Linked DNA regions of Homo sapiens: region 2 is linked to region 1. A link is a loop called in an ENCODE intact Hi-C map of the cell type or tissue named here. Cell type or tissue: Caco-2. All regions are shown on one strand.

What was found. Peaks named below come from ENCODE experiments on the same cell type or tissue, not always from the same donor. Only the 100,000 strongest peaks of a DNase experiment are listed, where the experiment ranks them.
Region 2: a loop joins it to region 1, with 2.6 times the contacts of the local background. A loop is called at or near these places in 5 of 110 quality-filtered maps.

Annotation. Positions count from the first base shown.
Region 1 is chr12:79,986,895-79,994,894 of GRCh38, forward strand. It overlaps the pseudogene SNRPGP20. Among named protein-coding and RNA genes, the nearest start is that of PPP1R12A-AS1, 56 kb to the left of the region's middle. In Caco-2, no CTCF peak of the experiment used is centred here; a DNase peak (open chromatin) is centred at 3,897.
Region 2 is chr12:79,883,052-79,891,051 of GRCh38, forward strand. All of the region lies in intron 1 of PPP1R12A (protein phosphatase 1 regulatory subunit 12A), which reads right to left. Among named protein-coding and RNA genes, the nearest start is that of PPP1R12A, 48 kb to the right of the region's middle. In Caco-2, a CTCF peak has its summit at 4,080; no DNase peak of the experiment used is centred here.

The sequences.
Region 1 (8,000 bases):
ACTCTTGGGAAACTGATCTATAGTCACTAGGCATCTCATGATTAAGAGTGTTCCAGGCTAGGTGCAGTGGCTTATGCCTGTAATCCCAGCACTTTGGGAAGTCAAGGTGGGAGAATCGCTTGAGGCCAGGAGTTTGAGACCAGCCTAGGCAACAGCAAGACCCCATCTGTGACTTATTTCCTTGTAAAGACCACCTGAGGAACTACTTTCCTATGCTACCCCAAATTGTTGCAATGTTCCAGATACTCACTATTGCCAACTCACTGGGACATCTCTGTAGCTGAGTTGAATCTGAATGTCTGCCCCACTTCTGTAGATGAGTCTCTTACTAGAGGCCAACCCTTACTCCCTCGTTTTTTCCTGCTGCTGACTGGAACATAGCTAGTAGAGTCTCAAGACATGTAAGACTAACTTTTTATTGTCTTTCCCCATGTCTAACAGGGCATCTTGTTCAGAAAATAGTTGAATAAGCATGGCCATTTGAAAATTAGTATCAGATTTCACTTTGTTTGAGGGGTCAGATTGATTTACCAAATGAAAACTTGTACCTTGATATCTGTTTTAAATGAGAAAAACTTGAGAATAATGAGTCTACTTCTTCAAAATTTATTATGAAATAAAATGTCAAAAGTTCAAGTTCAGAATGATGTATATTTAAATGCAACATCCAACTTGTTTCATTTTGGTGCTAACAACTTTTGAGTACGTTCCATGAAACCTCAAACAGCTTTTAAATTTTGTCTTTAATTTTGCTATTAAACTATTTCATAGAGACTACAAAGAAAGAAGGAAAGGCAGAAAGAGATAAAGAAAAGGAAGGAAAGAAAGAAGGAAGGAGGAATGAATGAAAGAAAGAAGGAAACACAGAGAAAAAAGAAAACAGAAAGAAAAAAAAGAAAAGAAACCAATTGGGTTCCTTCGTAGTCCCCTGATGGGTCTATTAGTCTCTGGGATCCTAACTCTATTGTAAACACAATATTTGGGAATTTATTTTGAAAGAACTAGAAATTGGGTTTAACTAACATTATTATGTGTCAAGTTTCAGTTGCCAAAAACATTCTGTCCATAGAGAAAAAAAATAGATTGTTTTGCTTCCTAAGGAAATGCATTGAATTTGGAGTATGATGACTGAAAGTACATTGTGTTGGAAAGTTAAATGCAAGTTAACCAAATGCACATGGCATTGAAAATTTCTCTAAATGTTCTTTGTGGATTTCGGTATACAACCTTGGCACCCCCCACTTCTTTTTTTTTCTTTCATCTTTTCTTTTTTCTTTCCTTCCTTCCTTTCTTTCATTTTTCTTTCTTTTTTTCTTCAGATAAGCTTATCAGCCTTTCATAGGGATGTTTTCTGTATCTGGGTCCTAAAGTAGCAAAATAGATTTAGCTGTGAGGGAGTCAATGCAGAAGGAAAACAGTAAGATAGTATGCAGAACAAAATACTGCTATAATTGCTTTAAACGCGGCATCACGAGCTATTTGCATTTTTGTCAATTTGCTTAATTAAGCAACAGAATATTAAAAGTAGCTTTCAAGGGCCTCTCTGTCTCAGCCCAAAGGCAGACATGCAAACAAATAATTAGGATATAATGTAATGGCAAATCATAGTGGAATGAGAGACAAATTGTCTCCTGGATAAGTGAGTCATGAAGGCTTCAACAGTATAAATGATGTTTGAACTATGTCTCAAAGGGTGATAAGAATGTGCTGGATGGAGAGGAAAAGAAAGGCATTGTAGGGCAGTGAATAGCTAGAGCAAAGGCACTAAGCTGTGAAACTGCAGGGCATGTTAAGGGAAACAGTGAATGACCTGGTGTGGTTCTAGAAATATACTATGTTGGGAAACATATACTATGTTGGGAAAAGGGTTCTTGGCATGATGTGACTAGAAAGATAGATTGGAATCAAATGATGAAGAACCTTATATGTAGATCATATGATTTGGGACTTGATCTCAGGGTCCTCTGAAGTTTTTTTTTTTTTTAAATTCACCATATGTTTAATATTAAGAATACACATTTTTTTTTGTCATAGTGAAATAGGCCTTTTGGAGAAGGGACATCTTGGAGTAATTGATTTCTCTGCTGAACTCGGCCATTATTTATACTTTTTCTGAGGTTTCTAACATGATAATATTTCCTTCCATTTATCTACCACCATTCCGATATTGTTCCATTGCCCACTAGTTGTGATCTCCACACATTCATCAAATATTCATAAAGGGATCAGATCACCACAGTATTCCTTTGGCATGTCTGACACAACTTAATTTTAATGACTACTTCTTGTGCATAATTTTTTCTCTCCAGGAGGGTAAGCTTTGCTTGTGCTACCTACTCACCAGGCTCAGAGCTGCCTTGAAATAGAATTTGCAGCCTTCCTCATGTGCCTGTGGTATCATCAACCCAAACTCTCACAGCTTCCTTAATACCCAGCCAATTGCCAACATCCTCTTTCTTCAAGCAACTGGTGATTATCATTGCTTCCCAGAATGTATTTGATCCTTAGAACATCCATAGTTTAAAAAAAATCTTACTAACCAGGCAGTTAACATCCTTTTCATGGTCATCCATGGCTTGGTGGCCTTGGACATATGACCTCCATGTCAATTCAAGCAAGTTCTGCACCCCTTTTAGAGATTAGACTAACTTTTAATAAATATTTATTGAATACCCATTATGTGAGGGATGTCATAGGCATTGAAAGACAATGATGAATAAAACAAATGAGATATCTGCCCTCAGGAGTTTATGGCCTGTAACAGGTGTTGGCAAACTACACCCCGTGGGTCAAATCTGGCCCACCATCTGTTTTTGACTATAAAGTTTTATTGAAACACAGCCATATTCATTCTTTTGTGTATTACCTGTGGCTGCTTTTATGCTACAAAGTCAGAGTTACATAGTTGCAACAGAGGCTATGTGACCTGAAAATCCCAAAACATTTACTATTTCACCATTTACAAAGAGAGTTTGCTAATCCTTGGCCTAAACCAAGCTTCTTGAACAATCTGTAATGAAAGATTAGTTAAAAACTTAAAAAATTATTGTAGACATGTTTTCTAGCTTTTTATAAAAATGAGTTTTTAGAAAAACAAACAAAAAAATCAAACATACAAAATACAAGCTCAGAATACTATGTCAAATTGTTTTACAAGTTTCTAAATACTTAATCTAGTTTCTGTATTTATCTCCTGGATGATGAGTAATAAATAGTTCGCAGACAAGCACCCGTGAGCTTTGAGACCACACTGTGAGTAGTGCTAGCCTAGAAGTTAAGACAGAAATCAAGCAAATAATAACACTAATAATTATCCTAGATCAAATTTTACTAATAGCTATGATAAAAAATCATAAAGTGATATGCGGCTGAATTTTAGGGGAGACCAAGACAGGGTTTTATGAAGGGATGAACTTTGAGCTGAGATTATAGAGTGAATGTGAATTAACCAGACACAAAGTGTGTCTTTGCTGGGGTCTGATGATGTTAAAAGAACAACCATGGCAATGGAAATACATGTGCAAAAGCCCTAGGTGGGAATGAGGCAGGAGAACAGGGTCTAGAGGCAGGGAACCTAAGGCTGTTTCTTGCCGACTTCCTAGAACTAAAAAGAAAGGAAAACCCTAACTTTCCATGCCTAAGTAACAAAAGGACCAGAGGCTACTCCCTTTGCAAACCCCCCATCTTTTCTGGGCGGCCGATGGGAAATTGGCTGTCGGCAACAAATCATACTGCCAGTCTTCGTTTGCAACTTTGTAACTTCACTCCAGCCTCTGAATGGTTGCTGTCCACAACCAGTCAGACTGATTGCGGGCGGAGTCTTTGTTTGCATAGAGGTATAACTTTGTAACTCACCTTAGCCTCTGATTGGTTGCAAAAAGCAATGTTTGCACAGGAGTGTGAACTTTATAATTTCACTTCAGCCTCTGGTTGGCTGCTTTCTGCAACCAATCAGACTGATTGCGGGCTACCACTTCATTTACATGAGGTGAGTATGAAGTGGCCAATGGGAAACTTCTAGTGGGTATTTGGACCCAAGAAGATTCTGTATCCTGGCCCTTGAGCAGCTGTTGGGGCCCCTCCCACACTGTGGAGCGTACTTTCATTTTCAATACATCTCTGCTTTTGTTCTTTTGTTGCTTCATTCTTTCTTTGCTTTGCTGGGCGTTTTGTCCAGTTCTTTGTTCAAAACGCCAACAACTTGGAAAACTTGCAGTCAAGACCCTCTACTGGTGACAGGCAGAAACTTACTATGTGTCTGTAACTGTTTTAAACACTTTATGTATATTTCTCCTTTAATACCCTCTTCAGTCTATAAGGTCATTATCATCATCTCACTCATGCTTTTCATCATAAATTAAGCAATTCATTAACATGCCCTTTTTATCATCTATTTTATATATGAGAAACCTGAGGAGTAGAGATGTGAAATAACTTATTCAAAATCACTTAGATGGCTAGTGAGGCATAGAGTTGGAATTGGTTTCCAGGGGTATTTGATATCACAGTCTGTGCTTTCATCCATTGTGCTATGCAAGTATCATTTTTAATCATAATAACCCATGATTTCAACCCTGGAGGCATTTGCCTCTAGTTTCCAGCAATCCTAAACAACTATCTTAATTTTACTGTCTTCCTTGGCAAAGCTAGAACATATAATTAGCTTTATCAAATTTCCAACAATTTCCACATAAGTGGAGAACCAGGCTAGTCAATGAAGACTAGAATTAGGTGCCACAGCCTTTGGTAGCACCTAGTAGAAGAGGTATATGGCTTGTATCAGAATTAGGTTTATCTGTGAGTAATAGAAACCCTAAATGACACTTGCTTCAAGACTCTAACTTGTTTCTTTATTATGTAAACCTCCCCAGACGAGAGCTTATCCAGAGCTGTATTCCAGGAAGTCACCAAGGCCCGTATCTTGTGTTCTGACATCTGTAGCAAGCCATCTCATAATCCAAGATGACTGGACACTGTATTCATTTCTCAGGGCTGCTGTAATAAAGTCCTACAGACCAGGTGCAGTGGCTCACACATGTAATCACATCACAGCACTTTGGGAGGCCAAGGCGGGAGGATCACCTGAACCCAGGAGTTTGAGACCAGCCTGGGCAACCTAAGGTGACCCCTATCTCTACAAAAAAAGATTTTTAGGCCAGGAGTGGTGGCTCATGCCTGTAATCCCAGCACTTTGGGACACCAAGATGGGGGAATTGCTTGAGGTCAGGAGTTTGAGACCCATCTGGTCAACATAGTGAGACCCATCTCTATTTTTTTTAAAAATATAAACATATATTTATATATACTATATGATTATATGTAATATATATTATGTATTAAATGATATATAATATATACTATATAATATATATGTTAAATATGTATACCTTTAGCCAGGCATGATGGTGCACACCTGTACTCCCAGCTACTCAGGAGGCTGAGGTGGGAGGATCAGTTGAGCCTGGGAGACTGAGGCTGCAGTGAGCTATGATCACGCCACTGTACTCCAGCCTGAGTGACAGAGTGAGACTCTGACTCTAAATAAATACAGTGCTACAAGCTAGGTGGTTTAAAATAACAGAAATTTGTTATCGTAGCTCTGGAGGCTGAAAGTTCAATGGTAATGTGTCCGGAATTGGTGGATTCTTGGTCTCACTGACTTCAAGAATGAAGCCACGTACCCTCGCGGTGAGTGTTACAGTTCTTAAAGACGGCCTGTCCGGAGTTTGTTCCTTCTGATGTTCGGGTGTGTTGGGAGTTTCTTCCTGCTGGTGGGTTCATGGTCTCCCTGGCTCAGGAGTGAAGCTGCAAACCTTCGCAGTGAGCGTTACAGCTCTTAAGGCGGGGCCTCTAGGAGTTGTTCTTTCTTCCCGGTGGGTTTGTGGTCTCCCTGGCTTCAGGAGTCAAGCTGAAGCTTCAGACCTTTGCAGTGAGTGTTACCGCTCATAAAGTCAGGGTGGACCCAGAAAGCAAGCAGCAACAAGATTTATTGCAAAGTGCGAAAGAACAAAGCTCCCACCCAGAGGAAGGAGACCCAAGGGTTGCCACTGCTGGCTCCAGCAGCCTGCTTTTATTCTCTCATCTGGCACCGCCCCCCCCCCCCCATCCTGCTGATTGGCCCATTTTACAGAGAGCTCATTGGTCTGTTTTACAGAGAGCGGATTTGTCCGTTTTGACAGGGTGCTGATTGGTGTATTTACAATCCCCTAGCTAGACATAAAGGTTCTCCAAGTCCCCACTAGACTCAGGAGCCCAGCTGGCTTCACCCAGTGGATCCTGCACAGGGGTCACAGGTGGGGAGCTGCCTGCCAGTCCCGCACCATGCGGCCACACTCCTCAGCCCTTGGGTGGTCGATGGCACCGGATGCCGTGGAGCAGGGGGCGGCGCTTGTCGGGGAGGCTCAGGCGGCGCAGGAGCCCACGGCGGGGAGAGGGGGGAGATTCAGGCAGGGCTGCAGGTACAGAGCCGTTCCCCGCCGGGAGGCAGCTAAGGCCCAGCGAGAAATTGAGTGCAGCGCCGGTGGGCCAGTACTGCTGGGGGACCCGGCGCCCCCTCCGCAGCTGCTGGCCCGGGTGCTAAGCCCCTCATTGCCTGGGGCCGGCAGGGCCCGCCGGCCGCTCCGAGTGCTGGGCCCGCCAAGCCCACGCCCACCCGGAACTCTAGCTGGCCCGCAAGCACCGCTGCAGTCCTGGTTCCCGCCCGGGTTCCCGCCTGTGCTTCTCCTTCCACACCTGCCTGCAAGTCCAGGGAGCCGGCTCCGGCCTCTGCCAGCCCAGAGAAGGGCTCCCACGGTGCAGTGGCGGGCTGAAGGACTCCTCAAGCACAGCCAGAATGGGCGCTGAGGCCGAGGAGGCACCGAGAGCGAGGGAGGGCTGCCAGCACAGTGTCACCTCTCAGTAAGGCCTTGCCATCACCAAGGTTTTCTCTGAAGAATGTGGGAGATGCTGCTACTTTGCCTCTTCTAGCTTATGCTCTTTGCTGGCATTCCTTGATTTCCTTGGCTGGCAGATCCATTGCTTTTATTTCTGTCTCTGTCATCACATGACTTTGTTCTGTCTGTGTCTCTCCACATCATCTGCCCTCTGTGCCTGTCTTTGTGTCTTCACATGGCATTCTCCCTGTGTGTTTCAATTTTCCTCTTCTTATATTTCTTCTTCTGGAAATATAATGACCTATTCTTAACTTGGTTAAACCTATAAAGACCTGTTTTCAAATAAGGTAACATTCACAGGTACTGGGGATTACGATTTCAGCTTTTTTTGTGGGGAAGGAGGAGGTTGTAACAATTTAACCCATAACATGTTCCAAAATCATGTTTACATTCCAACTTTCATAAATAGGAGATCATGCCTCTTTCCCTTAAGAATACTTTCTATTATATATGATGTACAGAAAAATTCTGCTTATACTGGTCCTGTATAGGTGCAAATGAGTTGGTCAGCTTTGTGCCCAGCTAAATCAGAGGTTCTGGTACTAAGGAAGAAGGAATGCATCCATATTGAATGACAGCAAGCAGTACCTGCCATATGGTCTACAATTACTCTTCACACCTGCTACACTTTGTCATTTCTTGATCTATTGGATTGCAATGTTTGACACTCCCACAGAAAGCTACTTCATCACACACATCACCTGTTTTAGGCTGGAACAGAGATGTAGGGCTCCCTGGAAGTTTTTAACAAGCCACTACCATGGTGTAGTGGGGAAATACAATTGGAATCGGATTGTAGTTGTATAACTTACTGATGTGATCTTGAGCTATTCAGTAAGCTCTAAGTCTCAATTTCCTCATCTGTAGATTGGGGATAATCATTTCTGCCTCATGTAATTGCTATATGGCTTCAGTGGGATAGTATTTGAAAGTTCCTGGCACAAATCAGATACGTTTTAACTGTTTGTTAGATACGGATCTAGGAAGGAGAAGCAGGAGGAAAAGAAAAAAGGAAGGAGGTGGGGGAGAAAAATGGCTTTCTTGACATAACAGTGTCATTTAAAGAGA
Region 2 (8,000 bases), 100 kb before region 1:
GCTTGAATCTGGGAGGTGGAGTTTACAGTGAGCCAAGATTGTGCCACTGCACTCCAGCCTCGGCGACAGAGCAAGACTCCGTCAAAACAAAAACAAACAAAACAAAACAAAAAAAACCCTCCACCAGCAAAAAGACTATGACTGGCTGAAGGCTCATATAATCACTAGCATTTGTTTTTAGCAATAAAGCATTTTTAAATTAAGGTATGTACTACAGCATTATGATTTTTTAAAGATATAATGCTACATTACATTTAATAGACTACGGTATAGCATAAACACAACTTTTATATGCACTGAGAAACCAAAAAAAATTGTGTGACTCACTTTTTTGTGGTAGTCTGGAACCAAACCCACAGTATCTCTAAGGTATGCCTGTACTCATGAAACTGTATTAAGGAAGCTTAGGAGGAAATGTTCAAGGTTTAATGAAAGATATGAAGAGTTAAGATGCAGGAAGAAGACATTCATGAAGATAAACACCACAGATTCAAGCAGCAGACTGGGAAAAGAAAGATGACAATTTTATTTGTTTTGGATATGCTGAATTTATAGGTGTCTGTACACCTATCTAACCATATAGATCTGGAGCTGTGAAAATAAATGTGGGAAGAAAATGTCAATTTGGGAATTATCTGCATTGAGGTAATAAAACAATGGGACTTGAAATCATTCAGGGAAAGAGTGTAGAGAAGTGATTTTGAAAACAGTAAGGAAAGGGGTAAGATTAAATTATGATCAGGATATTGTGCTTGGAAAACAGACATTTGTGATACCTTAGTCAGTAAACAGCTAGAAATAGAAAGTTCAAGACACCATCTAGTACAGAAGACAAATACAAAAATAGATGATTATATCAAAAGGAATATGGTAAGACAATTTCAGACACGTCCACTGGTTTTTATGAGAGCTGAGAAAAGGAGAACTAAGAAGGAATGGTGGTCGTCAGGGAATATTTCCTGGAGGTGATTCATATATTTGAGTTTAACATAAGAACAAGTGAAAAACAGGTCTGGTATATAAAGACGCAAAGCCAAATACGGTGAGGTAAGCAAGATCCAGAATAGGGTCTTATCTGCCATCTTTTGAGTAATCCTTTGACACTTAAGATAAAAGACTTTCATGACAAATTGGTAATTTTTAAAGTTTCTCCATTTGAAGAAGGTGATTACACTGGCTCTTTGAAAGACATTAACACACAGAAATAGCTATTCTCCAATAAATGAAACACTGCTAATTTTGATTTTAAATGTATATACTTTTAAGTCGACATAAGAAACACCAACAAAATACCAATACCAAAAGCAATTAATGTTAAATCTGCTTGTTCTTTTGTTTATAAATGTTTTTGAAATATTTTAATATAAATTAAATGCTAAAAGCATTGCCGCAAAATATATATCATATATCAATCTCAAATTAGTGGTGTAAATTGTTCAAACTGTTGTCCTCAACATTTATAAAGTACATACAAGAAACTGGCAAAGCATGCCCATAAAAATATTGTTGCTAGGAGAATCAAAAGCTAACACATGTAGCACATTAAGAAAAACAAGACTTGCTGACTTAAATTTCTGACTAAATTTGGTCAGTTTACTGAACCATATAAGGAAAGAAGCAGAACGGCTCAAATACACTTTCAAAATCTTATCTGACATGGTTTACCTTCAAGTTTTTCTTGAATGTAAATGCAGAACAATTACCAATAATAAATGGCTGTGTGAAGACAGTTTTGTCATTTAATTCCACGTACAGGCAGCTTTGTCAACTTGAGTTGTAAACTGATTCAAGTACATAAAACTTTAGTTTTTATTGTTCCACACATGTTCATAAGGAAAAAATTGAGAAGCCTGCTAACAAAGAGTTAACAAGGTGTTTATACAATGCTCAAAGCAGACAGAGTCCATGACTTAAAGACAGATCTTGAGATGTGTAGCTTGAAAAAACATTAAATTTCATTCCTAAAATAGAACAAGTATGTTTAAACAAACATAATTAAATTGAGTAAACTTGCCATCACAAAACAAGTAGCATTTGAAATAAATTCTAACATTGTTATATTCCTTTTCTTGAAATTATTTTTGTTAAAAGTACAAACTCTAGAGCCAGACTGTCTGGAATTAATCCAGTTCTGCCATTTACTGGTTGGGTGTTCTTGGGTAAACTCCCATCTTGTGTGCCACAGTCTCCTCCTGAAAATGAGGATAATAATAGAACCCACTACCTCAAAAGTTTACTATGAGAAATATATGAATATATACAGCGCATAAAGTAGTACCTGTCAAAAAGTTAAACACTATTGTTTATATAGTCCATGCTAATTCTTCCCCATTTAAATTATTTTCTCCTTTTTATATTATTATTCTAGAATGCATTTTTATCCCACTATAAATTATGAAACAGTTAAATGGCAAAGAATTGTCAAATATTCCTTTTAGTGCCACTTTTGGTGGCAGGTGGCAGGTAAGAGTCCCACCTGCCAAAAGTTTCTAAGAGGATGGTTAAGTTTTAAAAGATGCCCTAAGAAAATCTTAGGGATTACAAACATCCTTCAAACAAACTTTTCTGCAAACTCATTCATAAGTTTATATATGATTCAGAAGAGCAAAGCAAAAGAAAAGAGTTGTATAAATGTAATTATAACAATTTAGGTGAAAATGAAATTATAGTCCATTACCCGAAATGCTTGCAATTTGTGCCTAATCATTAGGAACAGCTAATTATTGATAGGTAATAGGCAAATTAGTTTGAATTACTTTGAATACAGAAGTTCTCTTAGTCAATTTCCTCTTCACAGAAACAATTCCTTTTTTGTTTGTTTTTTGTTAGAGATAGTGTCTCACTATGTTGCCCAGGCTGGTCTAGAACTCCTGGCCTCAAGCAATCCTCTTGCTTTGGCCTCCCAAAGTGCTGGCATTACAGGTGTGAGCCACCACATTCAGCCAAACAGAAACAATTCTTTATGACTCTTACGACAAGCTCAACTGGTACAAGCAGAAATTGTGTGTATATACTAGAAAATATTTCATGCCCCAAGCATTCAGGGCGACATAAATGTCAGTATGTTTAAAGAGGAACTGAATTGGATACTGTCCAAGCAATGTTTTTGTTCTATTTTAAAGAAAACTGAAGTGGGACATTTCAAAGGAGGAATTATGGGTGTGGTTTACACAAGAAAGACAAAGAAAAACTCCAAGCAGTACTCCTATACTAAATAATAAAAAAGAAAAACCTAGCTCTTGCATTAGAATACTGGCAAATGAAAAGCAAGTACAATTTTAGGAGGCCGTCTATATTTAGTTATGAAAACAAAGAGTCCAGCATTGCATTTAAATTGACCTTTTCTCACCTTTCTACTACCTCAGGTGTGAAAATCTAGATGTAAAAACAGAAATCTATCCACACAATAATTAAATATTCAAATGAGATTCAAATGACAAGATGACTAGAACAAGAAATCCAAAACATACACAATGGCTAGACCATAGGGAACTCTTCATTTGGACAAACAAAAGTTGAGGCTTATATATAGTATCTAAGAGTAATTATAGAAGAACAGTGTCTGACAAAGAGAGATCACAATATATATTTGTTGACTGAATGAACTAGACATAGCAAATACAGGATATAAAAAAATCTGACGAAAACAATTCAAGACAAAAAACCCACAAAAGTTTCTAAAGAAAAAGTAATTTAATTACTGTATAAATATTCATTCAACAAATACTATATATTTGAATGAGAATGCCAAAAACTAGAAACCACAAATATCCAAAGATTAAAATATGCTCTTTATCTATTCTTGTTACATAGCTCTGTTATTTCCTTTACTGATAAAAATCTATAAAGTAGTACATTGAACCTAGATTTTTAGAAGCCAACACTTTTATTTGGGGACTTAGTAAGGGCACAGAATTTCTTCTGGAGTTTAGTCATTAGGGATACAAAATAAATTGAACTTCAGGGTCATTCTTTCATGAATAATTTTTACTGACTGCCTACCACATATAACGTAATGCAGTAAGTCATTCATTTTGGTAGATACAAAGACCAACACTAGAGGGCATATTTTCCTGTTTCCTTTGTGCACAATGCCTAGCATACAGCAAATACATAATACATATGTAGTGAACCAAAATACTAATTTCTTAAATAAGTAGGCATTTATGACCTACTGTGTGTATGTATACATAAAACTGTATTAAGTACTGTGTAAGACATGCTGACTTTATTAGTATTTTATGTATTTCCACTCTTCTCCTGGCTAGATTATAGTTCCTTAAGAATAGAAACTGCCTTACACATTCCATAATTCCTGACAGTGCTATTTCAATAAATTTTTGTTGATGAACTAAAATAAACAATCTTGTCCACAGGATGCCCAATTAAGAAAAAAAGATAAGCAAGTAAGTAGAAAAATGCTATGAAATTTAACAGCGATATAGCGAAATAAAGGAAAACTCAATATGTGAATGGAAATAAGTTATAAGAAAACTTTTTGGAGAAAATAAATGTTATGCAGGTCTCATTACTGTCTGCACTCTGGAGACAGGGTGGAAGGCAGATACAGAGAAAGGTTTCCTTGCTGAATTCTATCGTTTATCAGATGTGGTTCACAAACTCAGCTAGAGGGGTTTAATCAATAAATACACTCAATAAATATACTAATGCGAAAATTTTAGTTTCAGGGAAACAAAAGCTTCTACTTACTATTTACTTAAAAAACAAGTTACAAAAGAATACTCATAATATGACACAATTCTTGCTGTTGCAATGTCTAATGAAAAGCCTGGAAGACTACACACCAAAGCGTTAATTAACACTTTAAGTCATTAACCTCTTAAAGTCACTGAGTTATTTCCCAAAAACATCTCTACAGTAAGGACATAAAATTGTTACAGTCTTCCAAAACAAAACATTAACATAGTTAATACACATAGTTGTTAACTAATTGTTTCTTGATGAAACAGTGTTCAGCAAAACAAGTGGGCCATAAAGAGAACAGATTAATAATTCAACAATTATTTACTGAGTGTCTGCTACAGCCAGACACTATGCTGGCTGGTAGGAATACAATGGTGAAGTATACAGACCAGATACCTGAATTCACACAGCTTAGAGTCCAGCACAAGACACGTAACTAAACACACAACAACAAAAAGAGCTATGATAAATGCTATGGATTTAACTAAAGTACTTAACCAATATTTGGGGGAGAGGAGAAATCAAAATCTCTGAAGGTGGTGCCCAGAAATTTCCTCTTTAAAGAAGTTGCCCATCTAACTTGTAAAATACATTAGATTGTGAACCACTGATACCCACAGTAACCAAAGCTAGAGGAATAAATAACAAGGCACAAGCAGCATGTGTAAAAAGTGATCAGAGAAAGCTACATCAGAACCCAGAGGGCATGAGTATTTAAGAAAGGGGAAACAACAGAGGGTTGAGAAGCAGTAGCTTGAAGAGGCAGGAGGGAAAGAAATAAAATGCAGTTACATAGAAGCAAGGGGAAAATGGAAAATAGAATTATAAGAAGTTCTTCCTAGTAAAAATGGCAGAGTGAAGCCACATTTTACAGAATCCATGTCCTAAATAAACACTAACCCTTACTTACATAGCACTTTTATACGTGCCATGGAACTGTTCCAGGTAGTTTACATATACTAATTCATTTAATCTTCACAACAACCCAGTAAGTGAGAACTATTACTACCATTTAACAGATGATAACTGGCAAAATTCAGGATTTTAACCCAGCAGTCTGGCTTCAGCATCTGTACCCCTAACCAATAGGCTACACAACTAAACAGCAGCAGCAAAAGGTAAAATAACACCCCAAAACAATTTGGTTCTATCTATCAAAATTCAAAGGCACATATCCCTTGACAGTGCAATTTCATTCTAGGAATTTATTCTGCAGATACAATCACATGTGCAAAATGACATGTACAGAATTATTTGCTAAGTTCTGGTAAGTGTAAAACTGGAAACAATTTAAATGTCCATCAATAAAGAACTAATTTATGGACTAATATGAAACAAATTCCTGGATATTTTGCAAAGTGAAAAGAACAAATGTAAAACACGAGTAGTCTCTGACCAATGTGATATATTTTGTGTGTGTGTATTTGTTCACATATGGATTATCTCTAAAAAGATACAGAATAAACACTATGGCAATTGTGACAGAACATGTCCAGTTCAACTGAAGGCCCTATAAGGGAGTAGGAAATAGAGCCCTAGTAAATGAATGTCACAGCAAGGAATGGCCTACATAGTAACATGCAGAAGAGAAAGCTGATGGGCTCTCACTTTGCTTCTTTCTCCACCAGCCTAGTGATAGAAAAGACAACAAAATCCAGGCTCTGAGCTGCTCCCCACTGGGTTCCTCATGCCAAGTGAGCCACAATGACCACCAACACATGAGGTAGGGAGACACTGACTGGGAAATAATATCTCCCATATCCCTGTATCTTTATCTGGTTTACAACATTTGTACTGTTCACTTGCTATTTTGATACAATTCTGCACTGGTTCTAAACTTTTCTTGCCAATCCTTGAATACAAATCAGCCCTCTGTAGTCTAACCTAATTCAGCAACTATGAACAACACATACTACAGGAAGAAAAAATTAAAAAGAAATGGTGGGGTTGGGGTTAATGTGTCTTGGTTTGTTTGAGCTGCTGTCATTTTTAAAATATCATAAACTGGGGGACTTATAAGCAGCAAACATTTATTTCATAATTTTGGAGTCAGAAGTCCAAGATCAAGGCACTGGCAGATTCCATGTCCAGTGAAGGTCTGCGTCCTGACTCATATACGTATCCTCATATGGTGGAAGGGCAAGCAGCTCCCTTGGGCCTCTTTTATAAGAGCACTAATTTCAATTTAAAAGGGTTCTGCCCTCATGACCTAACCATCTCCCAAAGGTCCCATCTTCTAATACCATCACACCTTGGGGTAAGGAATCCAAGATATGAATTTTTAGGCATGACAGAAATATTCAGACCATAGCAGTATATAAGCATGTAAAACTTCAGATAGAGACAGCAGTGTGGAAGAGGACATAACTTGAAAAACCAAAGAAAATGCCCTACATTTTGAGGCTACTTAATAACATTGAATAAAATAAGAGATCAAAGGTGGATGATAAATCTTATTTAACAACAAAATAAGCACGGTTGAAAAACTCATACAAAGTAAATTAGAAAGGATTTAAATATCATACACTCTAATAAGGTAGAAATAGTAACATGGCTAACAAAATGAGATGAAGATTAAAATGGATGAGTGCTGACTTCCTCATCTTCCCCAGTAAGCAACTAATTGAGTAAGTCCAAAATTGAAATGTAGTTAAAAATTATCCTACACAAAAATATCCACTGAAATGTTTTCAGGCCTATCTTCTAAATCTTAAAGAAATCCTTAAGAAAATACTCTCTCTAGTTGTAAAGGAAAATTTACCCAAATTTGAACCGTTACTTCAGTCTTCTAACATTTTTTAATTAAAATAAGCATATGTAATATGCATCCTTTTTAACAAAAGTATATCAAAGGATTTGTATAAAGAGATTCTGAAAAGATGCTTTCTAATTAAACAATGGTTAGTTACGGACAATCAACATTAATTGAACAACTTACTTTTTAACATAAAGCATGGAGGCCTAGCTCAAAACCGTTTTAAAAGAGAGCCAAACCTTGCCTGCAATAAACTCATAGGCCATCAGACATAAGCATACACATAGATAAATTTCTAATATTAACTCTCTAATCTCAAATTCTCCTTACTCCAGTATACATAGGTAACTTCAGAAACCTCAAGAATACACACACACCACCCACCCACACCCACCCACACACACACACACACACACACACACACACACACACATTCACTCACTCTCTCTCTCTCTTTCTCTCTCTCTCCAATTGAGAAAAAGGGGAAAGGTTTTGGAAGAGAAGGGAAATTTTTTTTGTCATGTCATGACATGGAAAGAAA